Linked DNA regions of Mus musculus: region 1 is linked to region 2. The links are chromatin loops, found by intact Hi-C in ENCODE. Cell type or tissue: left cerebral cortex. All regions are shown on one strand. Links, peaks and the distances in the headings refer to the core of each region. The heading gives the core; the rest is flanking DNA.

Region 1 (15,957 bases), core at 4,040-12,039, 230 kb before region 2:
CAATTGGCAGTTAATGACTAATAGCTGAATGATTATCAGGTTTTTTCCCCTAAGGCTATGGTTCCTGGTAGGTATACCCTGTTCCAGTGGACAGCCCATGAACATAACTACATGGGAAGCACAGGTTGCACTTGGTGGATCATCTAAAGCAAGTTGTGGGTGAGAAAGGACATAGGAGTGAAGGATAGGACTGAGGGGTGAATATTATAAAAATAAATGGAATGAAATTCTCAAAGGATGAATGGAACTATAATAGCAAGGCCCCCAGTTGAGGGATGGGGCCACCCATTCATCTCCAAATTTTTAATCCAGAATTGCTCTTGTCTAAAGGAAATATGGGGACAAAGTGTGGAGGAGAGACTGAAGGAAAGGCCATTCAGAGACTGCCCCATCTGAGGATCCATCCCATGTACAGTCACCAAACCCAGACACTATTACTGATGCCAAGAACTGCTTGTTGACGTCTGTTATAGCTGTCTCCTGACAGCTCTGTTGTACCAGAGCCTGACAAATATAGAGGTGGATGCTCACAGCCAACAATTAGACTGAGCACAGGAACTCCAGTGGAAGAGTTAGGGAAAGGACTAAAGGAGCTGAAGGGGTTTGCAATCCCATAGGAAGAACAACAATATGAACCAACTAGACCACTACAGCTCCCGGGGACTAAACCACCAATCAAAGGATGGGACCCATGGCTCCAGCTGCATATGTAGCAGAGGATGGCCTTGTCTGGCATCAGTGGGTGTTGTACCTGTGAAGGCTTGATTACCTGCTGTACTGGCTAGTTTTGTGTCAACTTGACACAAGCTGGAGTTATCACAGAGAAGAGCTTCAGTTGAGGAAATGCCTCCATGAGATCCAGCTGTAAGACATTTTCTCAATTAGTGATCAAGGGGGAAGGACCCCTTGTGGGTGGTACCATCTCTGGGATGGTAGTCTTGGCTTCTATAAGAGAGCAGGCTGAGCAAGCCAGGGGATGCAAGCAAGCCAGTAAGTAACATCCCTCCATGGCCTCTGCACCAGCTCCTGCTTTCTGACCTGTTTGAGTTCCAGTCCTGACTTCCCTTGGTAATGAACAGCAGTTTGGAAGTGTGTGCGGAATAACAGATTGGGAAAGGAGCTTGTAGACTCTTAAGCATCACGTTGTTTACATCTCTGATCAGAGGTACACACAGGTTTGTAACTTTGGGGAAAAAAACTTTCAAGATCAACACTTGTGGGGCGAATGCAGCCAGAGGACCATGGAGAAGTCAAAATACCATTGGTAGTAACCAGCTTAACCTGGACCCCAAAGAGCTCTGCAGCAGCCAGGGCTCCAAACTGTGCCTGCTGTGCTAGTGTATTGCCTCAGTATCTACCAATTGGTCAAGGTCATTAATTTCAGATTCTTTTCAGCCACAGCAAGTCCCAGAGGGCCAGGTTGTCAGGAGTAGTGAGCACTGGAATGCATTCCTAGTGTAAGAGGGTATCTGAGCAGCACATCCTAGCTTCAGAGCACTGCTAGCAACACATTTGAGTTCATGAGTACATAGCCTATTCAAACCACATACTATTCCTGGAAGATTTAGTTATTTACACTTTCTGACTCTGTTTCTGTGTCTGTTTCTTTTTCCCCCCTCTCTCTTTTATATCATGTTACATCATATCATATCGTATCATATCATATCATATCATATCACATCACATCACATCATCGTGAATATCATTGAATGGCACAGAAGTAGGAGCTAAAGAACTGGGTTCTAATTTTTGCTCTGTTGTGTGCTAGACTCCTTTGTTCAATTTACATAATGCCTTGAGATTCCACTTTCCCTTTTCATGCTTTGACTGGCTCTTATTAGATGGTCTGTATGGCTGCTTTCAGTTCTACAGTTCTATCTCTACTTACTGCATTAGCTTTCCAGAAGCCAGCAATAACTGAAGCAAACATATTTGAATGCTTTTTAAGTAATGCTGGAGATAACTTTTTGCAAGCTTTAGTGGCTTTCTTAAGCTCTGTCAATAAATCTTGATGGGATACGTGAAAATTCACACAGCTCCAATATCACCCACATTCTTTGAAGAATGAAGCTGTCCCTTTTTTCCCTTGAGTGTCTTTGGTATACATAAAGTTTAGAATACTTGACACTTCTCATTCTTTCTGAGCACAACTCATGCATATGTTTTGTTTTAGAAATTGTTTGAGATAATTGCTTTCAAGGCATCATTGGTACACTTTGAGAAGACAGGGTGTTAATTAGAATAGATAATTTTGAGAAAAGAAAAAATGGAATGGGAGATAATACTCATAATTCTTATTGGAGAACTAAAACTGATTTTCATACTATAAAGCCTAAGGAAATAAACAAAAAAAGAGAACACACAATTAAATGATTTAAAATTAAACAATAACAACAAAAGAAGTGGAGGTATTGGTAGAATTTAAAATAACTGAATATGTACACAGTATTGTAAACTTTAATAAAATCTCACAACATATCTTAACAACAGAGTAAGAACTCTAAAATGGAGCCAAGTAAATACAGAAGTGTTTTAAGATTTATTTTGTTGAGCTGTGGCAAATGATTCAATAAGAACAGTGAATAACTCTATTGTCAGTCATGTCTGGCCTCACCTCTATGATTTCCCAAAGTAAGCCTGTGGTCGAAGCTGCTTGAACCATAAATAAATAACTAGACATACCTTCACTCTAGCTTCCATACCTGACTCTCGTTAAACCCTATCAGCAACTGTAGAGAGCCAAAGAGGCAATTTTAATAAATATTTCATTCCATGGGAGCCCATTTGCTGGTATTTCCAATAAATAAGTACATTTTCTCACTGCACGGACACTACAAGTAAAATTTCTCCAGCTTCCATTCCATGCTTTCCTGTCTTCTCTGAGGAGGTCAGTCGTTTTTGTTTTCCAGTGTACAACTTGATTATTTATTGGAGGAAAATGTTTTAAAGCAGGAAAAGAGGGGAAAAACCAACCAAATAATTTATTAAAGATTGTCTCTTGGCAGATTAATCTCTACCACTTGGCCTGGGTTCATTCCAGAGTGAGCAGAGTGGTCAAGCTTAAATCGTATGTCTGTAAGAAGTTGCATAAATAATCCAAAGTTCTGCAAATCTCTTTGCACTTGGCCATCTCCCTGACCTTCAAAGAAAATGTCAGAAAGGTAGTAAGGAAAAATATAGCCTAAGACTACTTAGTATTTTATAAGACTACTTATGGTATTTTCTAATAAATAACAAGTTTTTGCATCTTTTCATCCAAACACATTTATCAGTTGGGACACTCTAGGTAAGGAAGAAGAATTACAACTCCCATCCTCTGCCCTGAAGTAGTCTAGAATTACCATTAGAAAGGTTCTAAGTCACAGTTAGGAGTGAAATTCAGTCAAAGTCAGCTCTTACTTCATTTTCTTCTTATTACTATTATTATCTTCAACTAAGCTATGGATTAGTCCAGTTTTTAAATTGCCCCCAGAACTGAGAAGCCATGTGTAAAAGAGGCTTAAAGAGGCAGTTTCTGAACACTTCTAGTTCCCAGTTGCTTAATCTATGTCTGGGCCTTGGTTTACAGTTTTTGGAGCCCAAGAGCATTCTTACAAACCTTGTGCTGTCACTTCTTGCTGAACGATTTCAGTCTAAAACTCAAGTGTCATTCCCTCTTAATACTTTCTAGAAGTTTTGGCTGGTGGCAGTACCAATGCTTGAATTCCCCAGACCAGAAATTAAAATTTTCTTAAATCTTTGTTCTAATTTATTATAGTAAATGTTCTGTGTGCTTAATATATCTGCTGTCTTAGTTAGGGTTTCTATTGCTGTGAAGAGTCACCATGACTACGGCAACACTTAAAACGAAAAACATTTAATTGGAATGGATTACAGGTTCATAAGTTTAATTCATTATTATCAGGGTGGGAAGCATGGCAGCATCCAGGCAGACATGGTGCTGGGGAAGGAGACGAGAGTTCTACATCTAGACCTACAGGCAGCCGGAAGAAGGAGAGACTCTGGACCTGACTTGAGCATCGGAAACCTCAAAGCCACATCTACTTCAACAAGGCTACAGCTTCTCACAGTGCCACACCCTATGAGCCTAGGGACCCAGTTTTCATTCAAACCACCACATTTGCCAAGTCCATAGTTTATCACTTTTGATGAAAGAAGGAATGTTTTTTAGGAAAGAGGTCTAGATGTCTAATTCTGTAGCTCTGCTGATTAGACAGGGTCTAACAGTTACAGTTATTTTCAATTTTTAAGGTGAAGTATACTCATATCTGTTCACTGACCTTTTAGAAGTTTTGATAAGGAAAATGTTAGTGTAAAATTTAGTTGACCTCCTGGATATGTAGTAGAAATGGAAGTGATTAATTTACTAAATCTTTTCCCATCACTTCAAGAGATCAAGAGACAAAAAGAAGATGCAGTTATTCACTAGCATTACTGCTAAATGGCAATTCCAGCATGCATCTACTCATGGTTCAATGTATTCAGAATCTTTCAAGAGACCACAGAGAAGAAATTATTCACATCTTGTCAGGCAGTCCACATCTGCTGTGGGCTATGCCACCAGAGCATCATAGGTCTAAAAGTAGATTTAACATTCCCTAAGTTTAAACTCCTTTCCTGTGCCTCCTACTCTTAGTGACAAGCATTGCATCCATTCATCTCTCCAAGCTCACATCAAGGGTAGTTTTAACCTGCCCTGTTTATAAAGACACCAAACTCCTTGGGGTTGTCTCCTACATATTTTATGTCTATTCATTTCCTCCTCATCTGTATTATTACCTACCCCACTTCAGGGTCACACTATCCTATTCTTGCATTCTGCCATAGCTTCTTTAATCATCTACTCATCCTCTCCTCATTGATCCCCTTTCCTTTAGTTATGTCTCTATTCCAGGTCAAGGTTATTTTACTGAAATGCAAATCTCACTGCCTCATGACCTTGCCTTGAAAATACTGGCATAAGTATTTCCATAAGTCCTTTGGAGGGCTTAAATACAGTTTATGTGGTTTGTCCACTCTGAAACTACCACTGAAGTTTGATTCTTGCTATGAGATATTAAGAGAAGGGACCAGGAAATGTTAAGAGGTGATTAGCGCTCCTCCCAAAAGAATGGGTTAGTATACACATATGATTAACAGATTAAGGTGCTATTTTGGTAGTGGACCTTCTATAAAAGTAAAAAAGTCAAACATTAGTTTGCTTAGGCCTGAACTACCCTGGCATTTTGTCAGCAAGATGGCTATCACCAGATGTGGCCTCTTGACCTCACATCAGAACCATGAGCCAAAATAAACCTCTTTTCTTTATCATTTGCCCGGTGTCTGGAACTGTGCTAGCAGTGACAGAAAATGGATTAAAGCATTCCTATATGGTCAAATTTCTGCTAATGCCTATAGCTTTCCTCTCTCTCTCCCTGTTATATGTGAAAAGCTTATAAATTTGAGCAATTACTTCCAGTTTCAAGAATGTTCCTTGAGTGTACATTCATAACATCTTGTGGGCCTTCCTGGGTTACTTTATGTGAACTTGATAAACTTGATAGTTCTCAGTCAGTCTTTGGATTTCAGGATAGATGTTGGTTCTACTGACATTTTTTTCTCTGTTTGACCAAGTTCTGAGAGTGTTGTGTACTTCTGCCCTGTTGATGCTCAGTACATTGTTTGGTACTGCCCTCCACTCCCTCCCTATTTCCTTTATTAGTACTCTACAAAAACAGGGGTTATGTCTAGCTGGCTTAGTATTTGCCACTGTCCATAGGACATAGAAAACTCTCAAATGACATTGTTTATTTTCCCTGGAAAATAGTGATACAGTTAAATAATTATACTGGATATCAGCAATTCCACACCCCTATCCTATTCTCAATTGTGTGATATGGTTGTCTCTATTCTCTCTATAAAATGGAATACTAATATCTACCCTAAACTAAATCAATATTTGCTTAAAGATAAGAAGCATCATTCACACCCTATAAAATGCAGATTTCTCTGAAAATAAAAAGTATTAACACAGTGGCTATGCTGTTACAGTGTCATGTATGTTGAGTAATTTAGCACTATTTGAACTCTGCCACTAAAATTCTTATCAGATGATAAGCATATGGCTGTTTAAATGTGTGCAAAATTTTAGTAATGTAAAACACAAAAGAGTGGTTGGTTTAGGATGGTTTCAGGTGGATAGCTTGACTCAGCTTCCTGTGTTTTCTCATCTTCCTGTAAGCTAACTTGGGCTTGCTCACAGAGTGAGGGGAGGGGGAAGCAGGATTCTGAGAAACAGAAAGAATGACATCTTTCTTAAAGTCAAAGACTAGAACTGCCATGGTGAAGTTTCACTGCATTTTAGAAGATAAAGCAAGTCTAGTGTTCGCCTGTTTTAAATAAGTTTAAATAACTACCCGTGGTGGGGAAAGCTCTAAAGACATTAAGAGGTGTGGGTACTTGGAGGGTGATCATTGTGTCCATCCAACAGTTTTCCACACTCCATCAGCACTTTCTTTTAAGTATTTACTGTCACAAATCTAAGCATATTGCTTCTGAATCTAAGATCACTTACCAACTCCTCATTGTATGTAAAATAAAGCCTGTCTTCACAGCAAAGACCTCTGTGAAGTTCCCACACCGGCCTCATCTGCCAGGTCCTTTATGTGCTAGGAGTAGAGCATTCTCACACTTCCCAGGCTCCTGTTGTGTTAATTCTGTCCCCTGTACTTAATGTGTTCACTCTGTCTGGAGAACTGCTCCTTCTTGCCCCAACAATCTTACACATTCTAATAATAACAACAATCCTACTTACTATGTGCCAGGAACTAGCTGCTCTAAGCACTTTATATGGATATAGGTTTTCCTTATGAAGAAGGTACTATTTTCTTCTTGTCACAAATAAGGAAACTGGGGCACTGAGAAGTTGAGCAATTTGCTTAAAGTAACTCAGCTAGAAGTCTGGTTTCAGGCTGGAGATCTGGAGTTTGTGCCTTTATCCTCTAGAAACTCCCACCTTTGCGACCTAACTTAGTTTGCTCTATTCTCTTACACACCTTGACATTTAACATATTCAGTGATTAGTTTTAGTGTTGGATGTTTTGAGCTATCACTTTCTTATGAGCACAGACTATGTATCACCTTTGAAATTATCAAATGGAGCACACTATCATGTCTGGGTTGCCTTCTTCAAACTTATCAAGATGTGCCTTTTGCGACATTAAAAATTTCTGCTCCTTTTCAGAAGAAAAAAAAAATCAGAGCAAAAAACCCAGAGTCTATGAGTCCTGACAGCATCTCCAAGAGAGAAGCAGTGAGTGGGAGCTAGACTCCCTTTGCAAACAGGAACTTCAGGCATGTGGAGATGAAGTCACCAACGACACTGCCAGTATTCTTTTTTTGGTTTTCCAATTCCTAGTTTGTGTTCTGTCTACCAAAAAGTGGTGTTTGCCTATGAAGTGCCTCTGATGGTTGCTTAATTTCTCCTAGAACAAAGCTAACAAACATAACAATTAAATTAAATCACCCAAGAGGGACACAGCTTTCCATTCTAAAGTTCTGAGGGAACAAACTTTTGGGGAAACTTTTCCCCTGGGGTGCAGTGCTTTCTTCCCTTTCAGTAGAATATATTGTGTCTGATGGAGCAAAAAATTGTTTTTAAGAAACCCTGCACCAATCTGTCTGCCCCAGCTCAGACACACGCTCACACTGAAAATTAAATTCACAGAAATGAGAGAAAAATCAAAGGAAACAAAGGAACATGTCTTCTGCTTCCCAGACATGGCCTGGTGGGTGACAGGATGATGAGGAGAAATGATAGGGATGAATTAATTTGCTGTGCCTTCTTGCTTACATCACCAAAGCACCGAGAAAGGGAGCATTCTACACCTTTTACCTGCAGGGTTTTAATCCACAAGAAGCTGTAGCAGAACCCATACAGTTAAGTAGGCTTCCCTTTCCCCCTTTGTTCCAGCTTGAGTTTCATGACTACCGTTTCCTTCATTAGCAGCACTAACTTCTTAGATGTAAAGTTTGTTTGAAATGGTAACTACCAGGAGATCATGGAGAGAGAAGGAGAAATTAAAGGAGGCTTACGGAATAGGACCATTCAAACACACTCATAGGAGAGAGATTTGATTCTGCAGCAAGAATAATCTCTGTAGCCCTTTAAAATGTTGCTTCTTCTTAAGTGCGTTTGTTTATTTGTTTGTTTTTTGGGTATGTGTGTATATTTGGTGTAAATTTTATCCCTTCTTAAATAGTGATCTTTAAATTCTAAACTATTTTGACTGTCTTTTAATCAGAAATACAAATTGAATATGAACATTTGAGATGAAAATTTATTTTGCATTGTTTTGCTTTATAATGACTTCCTAATTTACAGCCTTCCTTGGGTTATAGCTCTCTAAACATCATTAGCAAATATAACTGGGTACTTGACAGAGATGTTGGCATGTCCCGCAACCACACACGTAAGGTTAAATGTGGATAATGTATATGATCTTGCAGATGCTGACCTTTCCTAGTAATCTATTTTTCTTGAAATGATTGCATTTATCCTGTCTCTGTGACTCAAGCATTTCCATGTGTGCGTGTGTGCGTGTGTGAGTGTGTGTGTGTGTGTGTGTGTGTGTGTGAGTGTGTGTGTGTGTGTGAAGTGTATTTATGAACACCAAGATTTTACTGATTTGTCATTTCGCACTGAGGAGTGGAGAGTTTGAGGAGCTAGTTGCTCAGCCTCTTTGGTCACCAAGAATGCCTGTGAAACTGCAGATGAACTGGCAATTAAAGCCGAAGCTCTTCTCCACCGTCTCAGAGTCTTCCGCCCGATCCCTTCTCACCTCTATTCTCAGAATGGCTGGTTTGTTATGAAACTAATTCTTTTCTAGGCCAAGTTTCCTTTGAACAGGGTGCAAAGGCATATGATCCTGTGGATTAGAAGTGGGTTGTCATCAAAATGATACAGCTCTGTTCTTCTCTGTTCCTTTCTTGGAATGGCTGAGAACAGACTTGCGAAGAGAAAAACTTGTTGGCGTTTGGGAGCTGCCAGGTTTTAGAGAGCCCAATTATGTCTTTTTTGAACTAGCATTTCTTTAATAGAGTTTAATTTTAAAATGTTATTTTTTTCCAGTTTTTGACATTTCTTTCAGTTTTTAATTTGAAGAAATAAAGATATGTTTACTCATTGGTAAAATAAAAAAGGACTTAGTGAGTAAGCAGGGCCAGCAGTCCATCTGTGTTCAAAGCTATTAGCCACCAAAGGGCTCGTGTGTTCTGAGAGGTGCCCTTCATACTACATCTCTTTCTTGTGCCTTTGCTTTAGCTCACTGCAGCCAGAATGTACTAGGCTTGGCTGTGGCATATCATCTATGACATCTATTTTTTCAGGCATATTTTCCCTATGCAAATTATTCCACTTGTGTTTTGTAGGCATTAATCCTCCCAGAGTAATACTGGTAACCGGAGTCTAGTACCCAGACTGGAAAAGATTGCTCAAGAATGAGCACACTATAAAGACCCTTGAAGAATGTAAAAGTATATGTACTTTAGAAAAACATTTGGTCTTTCATAGGAGGCTACAAAACATCGTTTGCTCTCCTTTTCCACTGGAGCTGGAGTAGGAGAATAGGAAGTATGACACGACTGATCCTCCAAATCTAGACTTGAGGCAAGTTCCTGAGAGAGGATATGAACTTGTGAGAAGGGGGATAGAGAGCCTAACAATGGGGCTGGAGAGATGGCTTGGCAATCAAAAGCACGCACTATTTACTCTTTCAAAGGACTGGAGGTATGTTCCTAGCACCTAGTCCATAGCCTACAGTTGCCTGTGACTCCAGTTCCAGGGGATCTGACCACTATTTTCTGACCTCTGGTGGCATAGGCATGTGAATGTACTTACACACACACACAAGCATATATACATATAAATAAAATAATGTAATATAATACATAAAAATAAAATCATTTTTAAAACTGAAAAACATGAGAAAACTGGGCCTTGGTAACATACTTATACCATTAGATCAAACTTCACCTAGTTTCATGTGAACATATCATCTACATATGATGTAACTGCATGAATGTCATACAACAATATGACTACTTTTATAGATTTTTGATTATCATCTATTTTGACTTAACTCTCAGTGCCTTTTCAGTGTCAGACTCGCAGGGAAGTAATTGAAACTTATGAGCCTTCATTCCAGTTTGACTTTTCCCTGTACAAAGGACAATTTCCTCTCTTTCACCTTTGCTGATCTATGGACACACTAAGTAAATCCATTTTCAGGGTACTCCATCTTAGAGTCGTCTTCCTAGTACACTCCAAACATGCAAAAATATCTCTTTTCAGGCAGACTAGATTTCTTTGGGATCAGCATCGACAGCACAGTCTCTCCACTTAATTAATGGTTAGTGAACATTGATGAAGAGGGGGTGGAAAGACTGAAAGTGCCACAGGACTAGGAAGTCTGCTTCAATATTGTATCTTCTAGCCATGACAGGAAAGCCACAGTACTCAAATCCCAATAATATGGCTGTTTCTACAAATCCCAAATAATAGCAACACTAGTTGACATACCAATACGAATGAAAATAAAATCTCATGGGGCTCCACCCCCTGATGAAAAAGAACGGGCTATTAATGACCACCAAAAGAGGGAGATTTAGTCTTCCCCATAGATGAGCCACCTAATTGTTATCCAATACCAAATAGTTCTGACTGCATTTGTGTGTGTGTGTGTGTGTGTGTGTGTGTGTGTGTGTGTATGATAGTGTGTATGTGCATGTGTGTGTAAAAAGAACATGACTTTGAGAGGAGTGGCAGAAGACATAGTGGAGAAAGGAGAGGGAAGGGTGATATAATTATATTTGAATTTAAGAAAACAACAAAATAAATAAACAAAACATTGTTGCTGTTTACTGCTTTACAAACATCTGGAAGTTTACTTGTTGCATTTACTCCACTACTCAACAATTACTCAGTACTTTGAGTTATCTCATTAAAAGACCAAAACTAGAGAAGATCAGGGTAAAATATTATCTTCTAGATTTATTAATCAAATTTATTCTTTATTTTAAAAATTCAACTTATTTGTGTGCCCATGGTATTTCATTTAAACTGATGTGTACTTCCCCTTTGGCTTTTCTCTCATTTCTGTGCAGCCATAGATCAATTTAACTTGTCCTACATATTTTTTGCATTTTTAGTAATCTTTTGTAAATTGAACCAATTTTTCTTATTTTACTCAGCATGTTCTGATTTATATTTTCCATTGTATGGATATACAACTTGTATATTTATTCATTGATGGCAGCTTGTGTTGTTTCCAGTGTTCCACTATTATAAGACTGCTATGAGAATTTTGAACACGTGTATAGATATATGCTTTACTTAGCTTGGCTACATAACGGAGAGTAGAATGATTATTTTTCAGAAATCTATGTCTAACATTTTATGAAGATGTAAAGCTATTTTTAAGTGGTTCCATGGTTTTATATTCCTATCAATAGTAGTTTCTCCATACCTTTAACATGGCTATTTGTGTGTATCCATATACATGTCAATGTGTGCATGTGCAGTGTGCATATGGATACCCATGCATGAGGAGCGTAGAGGGCAACTTTTGGTGGATTCTGTACTCACTTCCCATCTTTCATTTGAGACAGGATCTTTCATTTGCAAGGAAGCTTTGACAAGTAGGATAGAATACTATCTGGCCAGGGAGGTCTCAAGGATCCATCTGTCTCTGCCACCCATCTCATCATTGCAAGAACTAGATGCATGCCTTCATGCCCAGCTTTTTACATGGATCTGTGGGTCCCAAACTCAGGTTGTCATACTCAAAGGGAAACACTTTACTAACCGAGACATTCTCTCAACCTATCTTCCTTTAGATCTTTTCTTACCTTGGGCCTGGACTGTCTCTTTATATATTAACTGTTCTCCAAGTCAGCAATGTCATTGTAATGGTTTTAATTTGCCTTTCACTAATGACTAATGTCACTGAACATCTTTAGATATGGTTTTCTAGTCACATGTTTTCTCTGGTGAAACATTTGTTATTTTGTTTATTATTTAATTTGGTCACTTGCTTATTATTTTAAGAGTACTTTTGAAATAATATATTTTATGGGCAAATACTTTGCCAGATATGTGTTTTGAAAACAGTTTCACCTAGACTGTAGCCTGTTTTCATTCCTCACTTCTCATACCAATGCATTTCAAAGAGTATAATTTTTTATTTCAATTAAATTCAATGTATCTTTAAATGGTCTTATAAGCTTCATTTCACATATACTTTAATTTTTCATTACCCAAAGCAACAATTATTTTCTTCTAGAAGTTTTATGGTTTTAGGTTTCATATATAGTTCTTTGACTCATTTATCTTTAATTTTTATGAGTTAATTTTTATGTATTATACAAGACATGTATTGAAATTTATTTTATTTTTGCATCTGGATACCCAAGTGTTCTAGCACCATGTGTTAAAATCATCCATCTAATTTTAAAAAATGGTGCATGTAATTCCAGTAGTCCATAGACAGTTTTAGGATAATCATTCCTAGTACCTGTTAAAAAGAGTATTCTTAAGTCTGACATTATCCTACCTAATTCATGTCTGATGAGAGGCATCCTCAGAGATTCTTGTGAATACTAATCCTTAGGAACAATGGACATGCGCTATCATTAGCCATTTATACTTCAAATCAGCACCATCATCATCTGAGCTCAGAAAAAAAATGTAACTTAGTAAAAGTTTAGTGCAACTTTACCTGTTTAGAGAATAATTTCCCAAAAAGTATGGGCAACAGTAAGGTTTATAAAATGTCAAATATTAACATATATCTCAATGTATGAAAAAATTCTAGACATCACTCTTAAATAGCCTGAAAATAGGATAGATAGTAGTGTTCAAAATATTTTTGCAAAGGACAAGCATTTAATTTTATTTTGTAAAATATATAGAATAAAAAATGAGTAAAAAGTCAAAGCACACATAAAATGGAAAAGTCATAAAGGACACCATTAATTGTGTCAAGGGGCTATTGCTTCAATTCCATAAAATTGTTCTAAAAATATTTTTCATAATGATGAAGAGATCCTTGCATGAAAAAATTCCATACATACAAAATTATTTGTCTTTAGATGCACAAAATCAACTTTTGGAAAAGGAGCTGAAAGCAAATACAGAGAAGTATGCCAATGGTTCTGTTCTCTGTCATGGTAGAAAAAGCATGCTTACAGTCATACTGTCTACCTGCAACAGCATATCCAGAGGGTTAGAAGAAGCAGCCAACATCTCACAGTGGAACAGCCTCTGTGTTGGGTGGTTTTACCAGAAGGTGGACTGATGTAAGAGTTTTGAGTATGCTTAATATAAGATCAACTAAGTTATGATGCTTAACCAGTTATAGACAATAAATGCAGATTTTATCTGTTATTTCGATCTCTGGTGAGTTTATTGGGATATAACTTCATCCCTCATAAGCTGTTATTCTTGGATGGTATTTTCTAAATTATCTACTATGAATCTATACATACAGTTGAAGTAACCAGAAAAACAAAAATTAAAAAAAAAACAAATAAAACATATGTTAAACATTTGCAGGGATTATAAAGATATCTAAACCAAAAGAAAGACACTGGGAGGAATTAAAGACAAGGTTAGGTCCCATGATTTAAATGAAAAAGAAGGCAAAAGTTTACTGACTAAGCAACTATTAAAGATTGCTTTCATATGATAGCACAGACTGAGAGGACTAGCAAAAGCATATCTGTGTCATGACCTGTTCTGATCATGTTTACATTCCACTGAAGTCGAGTCCATTCCTTAACTTATAAGGTGAGCGGGATGTGGAGGACAAAGCTCATAACCAGTTCCACCTGGCTTACAAAACATCTGTCAGTTTGTCTTCTTTCCAGTGTTACTCTGTGGTCTAGTCCTCCTTCTACACTCTAGAAAGTACCTCTGAAACATTTAATCCCATTGGAGACCCACTCATATCTTCAGGGTTGTACTCTGAACTGAAGTTGAACTCTGACAGCTTCGTTCCCATGACATTCAAACAATGCTACTTTTTGTTTTGAAGAACTGCTTTAAAAATCTCATAAATGAACTCTGCATGTTCTTGGGTATCAAGTAGCACTTATAAAGAACAGTCCTGAATTTTAGTAATTCTGAATAAACAAATGATAGAGAGACAGAAATGTATAGATTGTATATTTTGGATTGCACTCAGATTCAAAAACAATAAAACTGTATTTGTTTCTTTAAAGTCCAGTGCCATAAACTCAATTAAAATTGCAAAAGGAGTATTGGAAGACAAAAGCGGATTATGATCTACAAAAGCACATTAAATAATTTAAGAAAAGTAAACTACATTTGTAAGTGAAGCTGGAGAAATCTCAACAGTGCTATGAATTTTATTCTAAGAAATTTCGGCATAAACTTGTTATTTATATGGTTCTATAGTTTTATCTCAGGTTACGCAGATAAATCTATATATGTGGGACAAACATTAGATCTTGAATAGAATCTCCAGAATTAAAGTAAAAGAGGAGGTTCATGGGCATGCATTTGTGGTCCCAGAACCCGGGAGGCAAAGACAGGCAGATTTCTGGTTCTTAGTGCCAGCGTACCTGTACCTAGTCTAATTGACAAGTGCTAGGGCAGTGAAAGACTCATCTGAAAAAAGGTAAATGATATCTGATAAAGTCAAATTTGTCCCCTTCCTCCATTTAGACATGCACACATGTATATGTGCACCTACGTGTACATGAGCACCACACACACACACACACACACACACACACACACAAATACACAACTTTTGCAAAGTCTTAAGTTTTTGTTCAGCCATAAAATAAGTACCATCAAACAGTGATTGATTAAGCAAAGCATGCAGAATATATAAAATAAAATAAATGAAAATGTATGTTTACCTAGGAAAAGTTTGCTTTTCAGGTTTAAAAAGACAATAATGCAATATGATTGAAAACTATAAAAATTAAGTTAGCAAGAGGCAAAATGTTTCTTGAAGGAATCCAGGGGAAGTTAAAAAATAGGCTTTAAGACTGATCATCAAAAATGTTACCATTTTATGGTCTCTTCCAAAGTATTGACAATATAGAAATGATGACCATCCTAAAACAAATAATTAAATCCTAATAAGACATGAGATTGGGCCAAGTAAATGGCCCAAATGGACTCACTGGCTTATGCTTTAGAATATGTATTGTACTGCCCTGCTATGAACTACTCACATGTTTGACATACTTGTATAAACTTGTGTGAACTGCGCTAGAAATGGAATAGAATGACCAAAAGCATGGGTTATCATTGAATAATGAAACTTTGAATCCTAATAATGTATAGAAACAGATTTCATGTCCACATTTTGGGCCCCGAGAACCTTATTTTCTCATGTATTTCTTACTTAGCTTTTAGAATTTTTTAATTCACATCACATTTTAAGACTCTTGAATGTGCAAGCCACACTCTGTCAAGTTCTCCCTTTATAGCGCAATCATCAGCATAATACATGAGGAGTATTCTCACCTTAGTTTGAGGGTCTTTTCATAGAGACAGGCTTCAGTTTCACAATGATTTGACTAGATATGGATGTGTACCTCCTATTCTGTACCTAACTCACTCTACATCTGCTCAGACCTATACTGAGATGGACATTAGGGCTGACAATACCTGATTTTACACCTAAAAGAAAATTTCCCAGCTGATAATGTTAGACATTATTTTAGAAATGTGAGCAAATATGTTTGCTGTTTCTGTTTCCCCAGGCTTAAGAATTATACGGTCAGATATGTGCTTATTTTCTTGTGAACATGCAAATTATCAATCTTAGATTCATGCATAGAGATAATTTCAAAGGAAATGTTTTGTTGTCTTTAAACATTCCATTCTGAGGGTGAAGTCATGTGTCCAGTACTTTATTAAGCACTGGGAGAAAAGAAAAA
Region 2 (15,957 bases), core at 4,696-12,695:
CTAATACTTACTATTTATATTTTCTCTTCTATGTTAGAATATAAGATAATAAATTCAGATTCACTGACCACTTACCCAGACTGAAATGTGGTATGTCCTGGACAAATAGTTGTCAAATAGAAAAGGACAGTAATGCATGGGCAAGAATATTATTTCAGTGATTTGTAGTATGAGAAAATTACTATGTATTAAACAATCCGAATGAAGGGCACCAGGAGGGAGACAGAGATTTAAAAGCACAGCCATGTATTCTTCCATTTTGTATTAGGTTCAACCATGCTTTTAGTTAATGAACATTTGTGGAAAAAGATTCTAATCTACTCCAAAATAATTTATATAACAGATAGGCTTATACACAGGCCATGCTTCTGACAAATGAGAGATTTCTGCCTTTGAGTTCTGCTATGTAAACATGACAGATGGTTATATAAACATAGTACTTAAGTACTGTATTTGGCAAAGGAACAAGAAATATTATTTCAGTGACATTCCACATTCTTACTTATAAGAAAACAGGAAACTGTATAAGACATGAACTCCTTTCCCAACAAATCAGCAAAAACTTCACATAAGTAAGCCAAATACTTACGCTGATAAACATTTCTTGCTCTTATTTTGGGCAGACAATATGAACTCACCTGTTGTTTAGGAAAAATACGCTTAAGATATTTTTACAGTGTTGGCTAAATGTTTGGTATTTATGATGACTCTCTTTGTTAGCTTGACTGGATCTAGATTCATCTGTAGCATGAACTTGCGGACATTCATATGAGACATCTTTCTTGATTTGAGTACTTTAAGTAGAAAGATCCACTTTAAATGTAGGTGGAGCCTTCTGGTAGCAGCCTAGACAAAAGAACTCTGGAGAGGGAAGTTTTGCATTTTCCCTGTGTAACTTAACTTTTGTTGACCAGTTGATTCATCCTGATACTTGTCACCGACAGTAGAAACATACTCTTGCGGCTTCTGACATGACTGGTTTTCACCAGTAGCTCTCGCTGAATCCTCCGCGACTTCAACACCAGACTGGCACTTCTCAGATATCCAGTCTGATGTATTAAGCAACCTATAGAATGATCTCAACATCTCCAGTGTTAGACAGCTGTTGCTGAACTACCTAGACAGTATCATGAAGGACAATCTAATGAATCCCTTTTATTCTACCTATCAATTTTATTAGTTCTATCCTTTAGACAACACCAACTCAAAGGTAAATTTTGAGAATCTGAAGACACATGAAGTATTACTACTACTACTACTACTACTACTACTACTACTACTACTAATATTACTACTGAAGTAACTCAATGGCATTTTAGTAATAGAGCTATCCTCTTGTCTACAAAGCTGTGTCTACAAAGGATATACTCTAAGACCCTCAGTGGATGCCTGGAAACTACAGTTAGTACAGGATTCTATATATGTTGTATTTGCCTATAGATACATATCTATGACAAAGCATGATGTCTTTTCTATCTTAACCAAGCATTATTTCCATATAATTCACAGGTTTATTTATGGCAGAAAAACCAATGCACATTTCTTTCATTCTTCTTATAATTTCATAGATGAATTCATTCTTACCATGTATCCCAGAGAATTCAGCATACATTATTTATTTTCTTCAGCTGGTGATTTTCATCTCTGAAGTGAAGAAAACATTTGCCTAGCTTCTCTTTGTCATGGAGAAATTGCCAGTAGTAGTTCTTCAGCATCTTCATAAGGTAAAGCAATGGTCTTTGGATCACAGCAACTGAACCCATGGATAACTCACATCCAGAGCAGGATGGGCTGAATTTCCATCAGAGTTTTGTTACACTCTTCAGAGTTCCATGCAATTTAATACAGTGAATAATTTCTAGAAGTTTCCACTTGATAGCTTTAGTAAAGGAACAGAAACTACAGAAAGCAAAAATAACAAAAAAGGGGAAACCATATGCCACATTCAAGAGGGAAAATTGCTGAAGTTATTCAGCAGAAATCACAACTGAATGTGGTTGAAAACTCAATCATATATAAGTTGTAAATGACTGTGTAATTGTGAAGGCCAAATCTGAGGTCATGAGGAAGGCAATAAAGTCTTTATTCTTAAGTACAGCATCCAAGAACTCAGTCAATGAATAAAGAGAATCTGGTCTTGCTTTTCAGTAACAGTAGAAGTTACTACTGCCCTGGTATTTGGTAGTGATTTAGTGCAATTTTTTTTAAGTTCCTCTCTTCCAGTGAGTGTTTTGCCTACTGTTATCATGTCTTGTATATACCACCTCCTTGGTAATCTTTCAGTATTTAGTCTGGGAAGTGAAGGGAGCTCAGGAAACGGTGATCTTGAACACAAATACAAAGTTCTCTGTATTCATGCTGTAGATGTAATAGAGATTTATATTTCATTACAATTCTTTATAACTTACTTTTATCGATAAACCCTTCTCATAATTTATAAAGAAACGATTTGTAATTGAGGTCCAATGTTCTAAATTTCAAGTATCTTGGCAACTATTTTTGTTGCTATTACTGGCTGTTTAAGGTATTGAATTAGAAATGGACCAAAACACGGATAGTAGGTTGGGCTCCTAGCATATTTGTGTGGAATCAGAGTGCTACGGCATTGCTCAGGAATTGCAAGAGTTTGGGAAACTTCATTCTCCTCCATGAATTTTAAAGTGTGTGCAAGCTTCACTCAGTGAACACAACTTTGAAATGCTTCTAATTCCTGTATTATCAATGAAGGTAGATAGACCAGAGACTGCAAATAGAATTTTACCTTGGGGAAATGTACTGCTGTGCATTGCAGTAACTGTATACTCCATTTCTGCCTCTATGTTTGAGAATTAACAACATGTTAACAGGACTATTGCCTATTCTGCAGCATTGCTCAGATTAGGCCATTAAATATTGATGGAGATACTTGTTCCCACACTTGAGCATCAGAAAGATGGAATTAAATGTAGTTTAACTGGCGTTTGTCGTTCTTCTTGGTAAATAGAAACCTGGATCTGAGTGTACAGAAGGATAAGTATTACCTGGTACTTAGCTCCATTTCCAAAGCATCATTGATCAGAAAGTGCTGTTTGCAAAAATGTTTAGTAAAAGTAAAATGAAACAATTGCGCTGAATTCTTGTTCAAACTTACTGAACCTGAATGCTATAGAAGCATGCACACATGATTCCCCATCATTGGTTGAAGTGTTTCTATTTTAAATTGTTATTCACATGGTGAAAAATATAAAAGATTTCAATGGTTTCTTCTACTTTTAATAAATAATGCCTTAACAGAATTGCTGATTAGTCGAGTATTTAAGGCTTAACTCTAGTGTAAGGGCTTTATCATTAAAGTTAACTGTATGTCTATGTTTTCACAAGACAATGAGATTTCTTGGACTATAGACTCTTCTTCATCTTAACCTCGGTGCCTTAGAACCTATAAGTACTAATGGATTGGACCTACATGTTGCAAGCCTTATTGTGTTATTTTTACTCAGTTATAGAAAGGTGTTTTGCAACTGAATATTGTTAGTATTGAATGACTATATTAGAGCCTAGGGAGGTAGTTGAGATTATTGATTATTGAAAACAACATGTATCTTTTTTCTTCTTTTAAAAATTTGTTGTTTTATTTATATTTCAAATGTTATGCCCCTTCCCAGTTTTCTCTTCACAAACTCCCTATATGCTCCCCCATCTCCCCTTCTTCTATGAGGGTGTTCCCCTACCCACTTACTCCTGCCTCAGCACCCTAGAATTCCCCTACGATAGGACGTTAACCAAGGGCCTCTCCTATTGATGCCAGATAAGGCCATTCCCTGCTACATAAGCAGCTGGAGTCATAGGTCCCTCCATGTGTACTCTTTAGTGGGTGGTTTAGTCCCTGGAAGCGTTGGGGGGGAGGGGGTTTAGTTGTTTGCTATTGTTGTTCTTCCTTTCCTATGGGACTGCAAACCCCTTCAGCTCTTTCAGTCCTTTCTTTAACTCCTCCATTGGGGCCCCCATGCTCAGTCCAGTGATTGGCTGCTGGCTTTCACACCTGAGCCTGTCAAGGTATAGCTATATCAGGCTCCTGTCAACAAGCACTTCTTGGAATCAGCAATAGTGCCTGGTTTTGGTGTCTGCAGATGGGATGAGTCCCGAGATGGAGCAGTCTCTAGATGGCCTTTCCTCAGTCTCTGCTCCAGTCCTTGTCTCTGCATTTCCTATAGACAGGAGAAATTCTAGATTAATATGTTTTAGATGGGTGGGTGACCCCATCCCTCAACCAGGACTATGCCTATCCACTGGATATGATGTCTACAGGTTTTCTGTTCCCTTTGTTGGGTATTTAGGTTAATGTCATCCCTTTTGGGTCCTGGGAAACTCTTGGGTTCTTGGCATCTGGGATTTTCTAGTGGCTACCCTCAGTTCCCCCCCTCCCCTTTGCCTCCCAGATCCCTCCCTCCTTTTACTTCCCTTGATTATTTTCTTCCAACTTCTGAATAGAACTGAGGCATTCACACTTTGGTTTTCCTTTTTCTTGGGTTTCAATTTTTTTCTTTTCTTTTCTTTTCCTTTTCCTTTTTTTTTTTTTTTTTTTTTTTTTTTTTGGCTAATATCTACTTATCATACAATGTGTGTTCATACCATGTGTGCTCTTTTCTGACTGGGTTACCTTACTCAGGATGATATTTTCTAGTTCCATCCATTGGCCTCTGAATGAAGTAATTTTTTATTAGATATTTTCTTTATTTACATTTCAAATGTTATCCCCATTCCTGGATTCCTCTCTGAAAAACCCCTATCCCCTCCTCCTTCCCCCTGCTCACCAACCCACCTAGTCCTGCTTCCTGGCCCTGGCATTCTCCTATTGCTTTTAATAGCTAAGTAGTACTCCATTGTGTAAATATATCGCATTTTCTGTATCCAGTCCTCTATTGAGAGACATCTGGGTTTTTTTTCCAGCTTCTGGCTATTATAAATAAGGCAGCTATAAACATAATGGAGCACATGTCCTTGTAATATGTTGGAGCATCTTTTGGGTATATGCCCAGGAATGGAATAGGTCAGTCCTCAGGTAGAAGTATTTCCAATTTTCTAAGAAATCACCAGATTGATTTCCAGAGTGGTTGTACCAGCTTGCAATTCCAAAGGCCATGGAGGAGTGATCCTCTTTCTCTACATCCTCGCCAGCATCTGCTGTCACCTGAGTTTTTGATCTTAGCCATTCTGACTGATGTGAGGTGGAATCTCAGGGTCATTTTGTTTTGCATTTCCCTGATGACTAAGGATGTTGAACATTTCTTTAGGTGCTTCTCAGTCATTCGATATTCCCCAGTTGAGAATTCTTTATTTAGCTCTATACCCTGCTTTTATTGGATTATTTGTTTCTCTGGGTGCTAACTTCTTGAGTTCTTTGTATTTTTTTGATACTAGCTCTATATTGGAGATAGGGTTGGTAAAGTTCCTTTCCCAATCTGTGGGTTGCTGTTTTGTCCTATTGATAGTGTCCTTTGCCTTACAGAAGCTTTTTAATTTTATGAGGTTGATTTGTCAATTTTGGAAACAATATGTAATTAAGATGAGTTGACATGTACTACCATGTGATTTGGGGAAGATTATTTAAATTTTAGTCTTTAGGTTTTCCATTAGTGGAAAGGGTAATTTGAATCTCATAGTGATGCTTTAAGGATTACATAAAGCATTGATTGAAAGTTCTATCATTAGTCATCGGAAGATATTTTCCACAACAACAGTCACATTCTTAAATTATATAAAAATAAATTGAACTATTTCAAAAATCTACTCAATGGGTCTGTCTTTAATTAGAATATATCTTAGATGTTTCTCCCCACCAGGGGATCAATCCCATATACAACCACCAAACCCAGACACTACTGCATATGCCAGAAAGATTTTGCAGTCAGGACCCTGATATAGCTCTCTCTTGTGAGGCTATGCCAGTACCTGGCAAATACAGAAGTTGATGCTCACAGTCATCTATTGGATGGAACACACAGCCCCTAATGAAGGAGCCAGAGAAAGCACCCATGGAGTTAAAGGGATCTGCAACCCTATAGGAGGAACTACGATATGTACTACACCCCCAAGCTGTTTCTCTGGTTGCACATGTAGCAGAGGATGGCTTAGTCAGCCATCAGTGGGAAGAGAGGCCCTTGGTCTTGTGAAGATTCTATGCCCCAGTCAAGGGGAATGCCAGGACCAGTTTGTGGGAGTGGGTAGGTTTTTTTTGGGAGCAGGGCAGGGGGAGGGTATTGGGGGCTTTGGGGATAGAATTTGAAATGTAAATGAAGAAATATATATAATAAAAAAAGAATATATCTTAGAACTATACTGTGTAGAATACAATAAACAAGGAATAAATTAAAAAAAAAAAACAGTGGAAGTGTCCTGAAAATTTAGTACTCACTGGAGAATTACTTAATTAATTAAAATGGCTTTCAATTCTACATTTTCATATTTATCTCTATTTGTCTACACCTTTGAGGTTCTTCTGACTTCTTGGGTAAGCTGAATAAAACTAAAATTAAACCAGAAAATATCTGATGTTTTTGGTAATAATGTTGCTGTAAAATGTGTTTGTCTAATTGACACACTGAATTAAATCCCAGTGCCTTTGACTGTTTTTGGAGGTATTTTATGCAAATAAGCAATTAAGTTAAAACAAGGTTGAGAAATTACACTACTCTGTTTTTGATTTACATCCTCCTAAGAAGAGGATTGTAGCAGGCACAGAAAAGACTCCTGAAAATAGAGGGAGATGCCTCATCTTGTTATTTGCCAGTCGGCTTAGCAAGGGGAAATCTAATCTGGACTTCTAGCCTGAACCATTGTGAGAAAATAAACAACCTTGTTGCAACCACCAAGTATGTAATATATTGCCATGACAGCCTTGGCAACTGTACATATGTAACTGGCAACCATAAACCAGCCCCATTTTAATGTTACTTTTTAAACGCTAATCAAACAAGTGATTTTAAAATCTCTTAATAAACAACTTTAAACTGGGAGCAGATTGGCAGATGGCATAGGAAAATAAATGGATTTTTCAATAAATGAACTGGAATTTAAACCTTTCAGTAAGTTATTTGTGTAACTCTCACCTATGAATGTCATTGACTTATTTTAACAACAAAAGTAATGCTGAAAATATTTTGGACTTATCTTTATACTCAGTCAAGTGGGCTCTCAAGGAAATCAGTGTGACTGTATTATAACCACTTTTTATTGTGTTGCTTAAATATTATTCACTGCTGTCGCTGAAAGTTTTGTTGATTATGAAGAGTGAATTCATTTTCAAAGAATGATGACTTTTTAATATAAACTTTCCCCTCCAAAGGAAGTGTCAAAAAGGTTTAGTCTTTTAGATTAGGGTCAATTCTGTGGGCACACTATACATGACACACACACACACCACTGCCAGCCTGGCACACATGTAACATCTGTCCAGTCCACTCTCCTCGGGATCTTTTCTCTGGTAGCCATCTAGGTTCATCTTGATGCTACTGTATTTCTCAGAGTTCACCGTCCCCTTTTCTTCTCTTGACTGACTCTGCTTAGGTGTGCTTTTCTAGAGGTGCCAACTGAGTACCCATATGCAGGCTACTGTCAAGCTACTTTATTCCCATTTCTTTATTGTTACATCCACACAGCTTCCTCTCTACATTTCATCTCTAGATTTTGTTTTATTGTACCAGCAATGTTTGTTTCTCTGCTTTGCATCTGAATCAGTTCGAGGGAAGGCAGGTATTTTTAGCAAATACATTATGATAGCTAAGCAAAGACTTGGATGTTTAGTTGTCTGTGCTGAAATATCAACATTATTGAAGACTGCCTATGGGTGATTTGATGAACCCTTAGAACCTCCTCTTTATTCTTTTTAGAACAGACATTTCAATGGTATCAACACTGCTGGCCATTTTGAGACTAAATAAAATGATATGTGGAAAGCTGTTTGCTGAGAGTTTGGCACATATTAGGTCATCAGGAGGAAGTGTGCTACATGTTAGGACATGTAGTTACTTACACTTTTAGAGGATGGATTTCCAAGAAGAAATACTTTGTTTCAGCAAAGTCCAAATTTTCATGCAGAATCTCAGATGTCCAGGAGACCGAGGAATTCAGAGTTCAAGGTCAAGCAAAGCCCTGCTAGCTGGGCCTACAGAGTAAGTTTGAAGTCAGCCTGGGCAACTTGGTGAGTTAGAGTATAGGTTAGCCCACTATACATTAAATCTCTACTACCACGAGGAAATACGATCACCACGATGTTAATATAGTTCAGACTTGTTGCTTACTTTAAGAAATAACATGAAGGTGAATTTCATATATCTGCATACATTTGGTCAAAAACCATCAATAGCTGTTTTTTAGCTCAGGAAGTAGTTCAGAAAATTACCATTCTACATTTGTTTCTCACTTTAAAATATATGAATATATGTGTGTGGCTGTGGCTGTGGGGGGGGGGGGCGCGGGGGGAGTGCATGTGTGTGGTTCCTGGTATGTGGGAGGCCTGCGTGTCTGTGGCTGAGTGTGGATCCTGTTCAGGTTTGACTGCAGATACCCCTGGAGCTGGAATTAAAGGTTGACATGGGCTACCTGATATGGGGACTGCGAGGTTACTTCAGGTTCTGAGGATTTCACTCAGTTCCTATGAAAGAGCAATTCGTGCTATTACCCACTACATTGCATCTTAGTCCCTACCATTTCCGTTTTAATGTGAGTTCTCAAATGTCTGTACATGAATAGAAGGAAGCCTGTTCGGTATTTTACTATATTCCATTTTACTAATAGAATGATTTGGAGAGATAAGAGGCAGAAAACAATTTCATGAATCGTACTTGCCTGCTCGTGTGTTTACTAATATTCACAGTATCAATAGCCATCAAGTCGCTAACTTCTCTCACACTCAGTGAGTAAGACAACATAAGTTCAAAAGATCTACATCAAGTAAACCTGAAAGCCTGTCTGTCCTCTGTGCGGTTGGGAACCTACAGATTCACTTTCATTCAGACATTTGAAACATTTCTTCATACTAATTTCAAAAAGGAGTCACTATTTATAGTTTCATTGCATAGGAGAACACGAATTCAGTGGTTAGGGCATGTGATCATGTCCAAGTGTTTGGTGTTAACAGGCCTTCATGGCAGGTAGCTCATACTCATGCTGAATAGTAGTTATGTTAATATTTCAAGCAAAGGGTGTTACTAAAGATCAATTGAAGTCAAATATTAGAAGCTGGACGTTAGATATTTCTAAAACTACTTTTTGAGCTGTACTTAATGCATCCAGTCCAGTTATGCAATTCTCTTTTGGACTATATTGAATTTCTAGCACCCAAACCAGAAAAGAATTCTGGAGCAAGAAGATATATCATTTTCCTTTGAACTCTTTTCCAATGTAGAACACTTCATTCACAATCATATAAAGATGTCTTTGTATCATACTTACTGTAATAATAGACCGGATAGATTCTTGGTAAAACATGAATATTTTTAAATGCTCTATATGTTCTAGCTCTAAACTGCATGCTTTAAGCATATTGCTTTGAAATACTGAAAAAAATGCATACTGAATTTTGATGTGTTCTAAAACCGTCATGAAAATTAACATCTTCCCTCAGCCCAGGGCCAAACAGATTTTTTTTTTTTTTTTTTTTGCAGGGCCAAATTAGAATCTGCCTACATGCTTCAGATAAAAAAGGTAGCAAGCCATCAACTTTTTAAAGTCAGAAAAGGCAAAAAAATTTACATGGCTCTCTTTTTATGGTGAGCCAAGTAGCTAGGGAGGGAAATAAAATTTTAGTTTAACCTTAACCCTCCAGAGTATGTGAATATTAAGAAATAAATTCCAGAATGTAAGCAGGTATTTTAAATTCTATATGAAATACAGTGCTTTTATATAGAAATGTAAGTTAGTGAGCGTAGAACCTGAAGAACATTTAATAGATCTCTCTCTCTCTCCCTCCCTCCCTCTCTCCCTCCTTCCCTCCCTCATTCTATCTATCTATCTATCTATCTATCTATCTATCTATCTATCCATCCATCTATCTTACTATCTATCTTTCTATCTTACTATCTATCCATCTATCATTTATCTTACTATCTATCTATATTTCTATCTATCATCTCTCTATCATTTCTAATTTATCAACTATCTATCCATCTATCTATCTTACTATCTATCTTTCTATCTTACTATCTATCATTTATTTTACTATCTATCTATATTTCTATCATCTCTCATTTCTAATTTATCAACTATCTATCTATCCATCCATCCATCCATCTATCTATCTATCTATCTATCTATCTATCTATCTATCTATCATCATCATCATCTATTGTTTGTCTATTATCATCAATTTAATCTATGTATCTCTATCTAACATCTATCTACCTATCTAATATCTATCTTCTATCACTCATCTATCATCTATCTGTCTATCTATCTGTCTCTATTTTATCTGTCTAATATCTATCCACTCACTCACTCACCCATCTATCTTATCTCATCCTCTTTCTCTCTCTCTCTCTCTCTCTCTCTCTCTCTCTCTCTCTCTCTCTCTCTCTCTCTCTCTCTCTCTCTCATCTACCTGCCCCAAAATCAATAATCTATGGCTATAGTTATAACTATCTTTAAGGTTCACATTTTAGTAGTCTTAATGTTATCAAAATGTAGAAGATTAGAAGCCAGAACCATAAGTGGCTGATTATATAATACTACTGAAAATTTATAGGTGAGATAAAAACATGAACTACAGTAGGAATTAATAAAACACAACAAAGAAGGAACCCTCATTGCACTGTGAAAAGTGAGACCCCAGAGAAGGACTGCAATAAAGGCTCTGGCAATATGAGGTTGTGACCATGGAATCTGTATCATAGAGATATATGGATATACCTACATATCAGGGACAAGTTTAGCACTGAAGAAACATTTATTATCCCCAATTGCACAACACGAATTTTTCCAAATATTGAAGGCAGGATATTAAGAAGACACTGTCACTGCTGTTTTGAAAACCCAAAGTACAATGAAGGAACAAGACAGATGAAGGACTCATGGCTCATGAATGTAACCATTGCATTCTGGAGGGATGCAGGAAGGTTATGGTCTACATCATTATGAGTTCAAAGCCAAACGAGGGTCAACTAGGTTACATAGCGTCTCAAAAGACAAACCAAAACATATTAAAAACAAAACAACAAAACAAATACAGCCAAACAAACAAAAAAACAAAACAAAGACAAAAACAACTTACAAGTATAGACAATAAATAAGAATCAACACAGATGTTATTTTAAGACAATTTGCATTTTATTTCAGTTATACAATAGGTTAGTAAGTAACAGACATTTAATTTTTTATTTTAAAATTAAGAAAACTGAAGCTAGGAGATGATAAATTATTTACCAAAGATTATAAAACCAATATTGATGCCAACAGCCAAGGAAGTGGCAATAAAATAGCTTATACAAATATGTATGTATATATATATATATATATATATATATATATATGTGTGTGTGTGTGTGTGTGTGTGTGTGTGTGTGTGTGTGTGTGTGTGTATGTGTGTATTCTCTTATTATATACAGTATTTCCCCATTTACATACATGCCATAAACAAGCCTTAAGCATTCTTCCATCTAGGTTTTTATTTGTGTTGTCACAACTCACCATACCGAAAAGAATTTGTTCCCTTTGAATTTTTGTCCATTTATTAAGAATACCTCAAATTCTATTCCACAAGTTCTTCTCTAAAGACTCCAAGTGGACATAATCTCTTCTTGCTTGCTCGAGAATGGTTAACTGTGTGTGTGTGTGTGTGTGTGTGTGTGTGGTGTTTACTTCATACGATTTTATAAACTATAATACTGTTTTTATTTTTAATTTAAGCCATTTATGGAGTATTTCCTGTTAGTATAAACATGGTAGAATTTATTATCACTTAGACCATTATTTATTTGTGCCATGGCTAGGAAGTGTGATTGCTTCTTGTAGTTCCATTAGTTAGAATCTGATCAGAGTTATGACAGGAAATCGACTCTGCTGTCTCCTATTGCAACCCTTTTACTTAGAACTCTTTGGCAGTGTTATACTCTATGGGTCTTCTTTTAAGTCACTTCTTTGTTTACTATAATTAGACCACTTCTCCATTTTATACCCTTTCAATATGATTGTTCTGTCTTATAATGAATCATTATAAAATATGAGGATCATCTAGTTAATTGGAATTGTTTCCTATACAGTGATATTTTATGATATCATTGACCAAGTAGTGATCATTCTTTCTCAAGTTTCATCAATTTACAATTCTAGTCTGATATGAAAGTCATACCCAAAGCCAGAGATTCTTAAAACAGGGATATCTTCCTTTTCTGCATGCCCTGTACTGTGGATTGGCTCAAGGTAGTCAGGTGTCTATAATTTGTTTAAGTTTTAGAAACTATATTTTGTACTTCCTATATATTCAGGTAATAATTAATTCATAATCAAATTTCTGACGGGGTTGAAGACTAGTTATAGTCTCATAATCAAGCTCAACTCGTTTAACATTGAGAGAGATGATACAGATGTGAAAGGATGGTTCTCAGATGGCAATGCAAGTTAACAGAACATAATTCATATATAGAATTATCATCTCTTTAGTTAAGAAAGATGGTGGAGCCTTTTATCTAATTGACAAATATTATGGACTGGATGTTAATTTTATATCATACTTTGAAATTTACATAATTGCTATAGTTTTGCTCAGGTTTAGTCTGAGAAAAAAAAAGAACCTTTACAATTGGACAAGAAGGGGAAATGAAGTGGGTCTGGTCTAATGCTCATATTATAATGCTAATTTTGGTCCCCAAAACTGCTTACATGATTGCCTATATATAAGACACTGCCTCCAGTTGATTCCAATTGGTAAACAAAGATGCCAGCAGCTAATGGCTGGGCACCTCAAAGAGAGGCAGAACTGTTAGAATTCCTGGGAGAGAGAGAGAGAGAGAGAGAGAGAGAGAGATTCACCATTACTCTGAGGTAGAGGGATTGGGTTTAGGAACTACAGAGGAAAAATCATACAAAATGTAGGTGGAAGGGGAAAACAGCATTATGAGGGAACTACCCAGAAGGTAACAGGGCAGCAAAGAAAAACCATAGAATTAGAAGGTGTTTTTTTTGTTGTTGTTGTTGTTGTTTTGGTTTTTTTTTATTACATATTTTCTTCAATTACATTTCCAATGCTATCCCAAAAGTCCCCCACCCCCTCCCCCCCACTCCCCTACCCACCCATTCCCATTTTTTGGCCCTGGCGTTCCCCTGTACTGGGGATATAACGTTTGCCTGACCAATGGGCCTCTCTTTCCAGTGATGGCCGACTAGGTCATCTTTTGATACATATGCAGCTAGAGTCAAGAGCTCTGGAGTACTGGTTAGTTCATAATGTTCCTCCGATAGGGTTGCAGATCTCTTTAGCTCCTTGGATACTTTCTCTAGCTCCTCCATTGGGGGCCCTGTGATCCATCCAATAGTTGACTGTGAGCATCCACTTCTGTGTTTGCTAGGCCCCGGCCTAGTCTCACAAGGGACAGCTATATCACGGTCCTTGCAACAAAGGCTTGCTAGTGTATGCAATGGTGTCATCGCTTGGAGGCTAATTATGGGATGGATCCCTGGATATGGCAGTCTCTAGATGGACCATCCTTTTGTCTCAGCTCCAAACTTTGTCTCTGTAACTCCTTCCATGGGTGATTGTTTCCAATTCTAAGAATGAGCAAAGTGTCCACACTTTGGTCTTCATTCTTCTTCAGTTTCATGTTTTACATATTGTACCTTATATCTCGCTATACTAAGTTTCTGGGTTAATATCCACTTATCAGTGAGTACATTTCATTTGAGTTCTTTTGTGATTGGGTTACCTCACTCAGGATGATGCCCTCCAGGTCCAACCATTTGCCTAGGAATTTCATAAATTCATTCTTTTTAATATCTGAGTAGTACTCCATTGTGTAAATGTACCACATCTTTTGTATCCATTCCTCTGTTGAGGGACATCTGGGTTCTTTCCAGCTTCTGGCTATTATAAATAAGGCTGCTATGAACATAGTGGAGCATGTGTCCTTCTTACCAGTTGGGACATCTTCTGGATATATGCCCAGGAGAGGTATTGCGGGATCCTCCGGTAGTACTATGTCCAATTTTGGGAGGAACCACCAGACTGATTTCCAGAGTGTTTGTACAAGCTTGCAATCCCACCAACAATGGAGGAGTGTTCCTCTTTCTCCACATCCTTGCCAGCATCTGCTGTCACCTGAATTTTTGATATTAGCCATTCTGACGGGTGTGAGATGGAATCTCAGGGTTGTTTTGATGTGCATTTCTCTGAATTAGAAGGTGTTAATCCAGGAGTAGTACCAGAGGAAATATATGTTAGCCATGAGGAAGATAGTAGCCAAGGCATTTCGAAAATTAAATGGTGTGTGTGTCTGTCTGAGTGTGTGTGTGTGTGTGTGTGTGTGTGTGTGTGTGTGTGTGTGTGTGTTTGTGTGTGTGTGTGGTATCTTTCATTAGCAAATCCAGAGGACTCTTCCAGGTGGCTGGAAGTTTAACAAGTTCGCTATTACAATTGTCTACTTTAGCTGATTGGGAAGTGCACAAGCACCCCTGTCTCATTGTTAACTTTGAATTCCTTTCCAGATAAGCTCCCTCTTTAAGGTTAAACTTTCCAAGGCTGTAAAACATCCCCAATGTTCTTCATAGTAATACCTTATTTATTGTGCTGCTGAAGTCAAATGACTACATAAAAATCATATTGGCTCCCTTTCCTCTTTTGTACTGTATTTTGTTTTCAAAACTGCTTCAAATTTTTGGAGAGTAAGTCAGAATTTGGGAAAGCAGAGTTCAGAATTTGAAATCTAGCACTTAATAGTTACATTAAATATGAAATTATAGTGTGTTGTTCTTGGTTGCAATTGCCTAAATGTAAGATTTATTATTCTATGGGAGTAACCATATTATGTACAATAGAAATATAATAGAACCTTGTGCTTTGTTCATTTAGAAGCAATATTCTTGGTGTGTCAACTATGAATGTGTTTTATGAGAATACTTACAATCTGCTATATTAAATGCAAAAAGACTTAAAAAAAACGATGTAGCAAAAACTTTCACTTTTATCTGAAAGGTGAAGTATAAGAAGACTGAAAAACTTTTCATTACCCATTAATGTTAATATTCTCATGGAATAAATTTGGAGGAAGAAGAAGTTTCTATAACTTTGATGATAGAAAATATAAAAATCCTTATGAATTGTCTTAACTCACCCCATCTTCATTGATGATTCATGCTTTATAGTTATTGAAAGGAGAAATATATCCTTTACATGAATCTTTCCCATTCAAAATCTACTTTGTAAATACTTAAAGTATTCATTATAATATGAAGTGATTATTAACATGAAACAATTTAGTATTCTATTATTTCAAAATGTCTCTTTAGGACTTAACTAGAAGTTTTATATCTGGAATTATTCTGGTTAATTAAAAAAATGAAGTCAGGAGAAAGGAAGAGCACAATACAGTTATTCCTTTCCACTTCAAGACTTTTTGGTGCTAGGTAACAATGTTGGTCTTTTTTAAGTGACATCAGAAGATTCATTGAAGTCAGTCTTTAACATTTAGCTGTATGGTATTAAGAGTACTTACCATAGGCCAGCTCATATGAATGAAGCCTAACAGGGAGAAGGAGGAGACATATTTTGGAACTTATAAAATTGGAATGCACAGGAAGCAACCTAAATAAGAAGAGTTGACAAATCACTGATCAGAAACATAATGGAAATGGAATCAAGTTTATGGGATATTTCCATAAATTCTGTAACACTTAGGGAAAATACCTTTAAAAGCTTTGAACAGTTCATAATGTGAGAAGTTTCATTTATATCCTACAAACTAGCCTAGTATAATCTGTCATAGGTGGACATGT

Evidence for each region. A loop is a pair of places that touch in the nucleus more often than their neighbours do. Peaks named below come from ENCODE experiments on the same cell type or tissue, not always from the same donor. Only the 100,000 strongest peaks of a DNase experiment are listed, where the experiment ranks them.
Region 1: it touches region 2 in a loop (8-fold over the local background); 3 of 42 quality-filtered maps call a loop at or near these places.

What each region holds. Positions count from the first base shown.
Region 1 is chr13:78,649,633-78,665,589 of GRCm38, forward strand. No RefSeq gene overlaps it. Among named protein-coding and RNA genes, the nearest start is that of Gm32067, 170 kb to the left of the region's middle. In left cerebral cortex, for the core only: no CTCF peak of the experiment used is centred there; DNase peaks (open chromatin) are centred at 4,582, 6,287, 6,764, 7,342 and 4 more places; H3K27ac peaks cover 4,939 bases.
Region 2 is chr13:78,882,830-78,898,786 of GRCm38, forward strand. No RefSeq gene overlaps it. Among named protein-coding and RNA genes, the nearest start is that of Gm25383, 270 kb to the right of the region's middle. In left cerebral cortex, for the core only: no CTCF peak of the experiment used is centred there; DNase peaks (open chromatin) are centred at 8,625, 9,009 and 9,651; H3K27ac peaks cover 1,422 bases.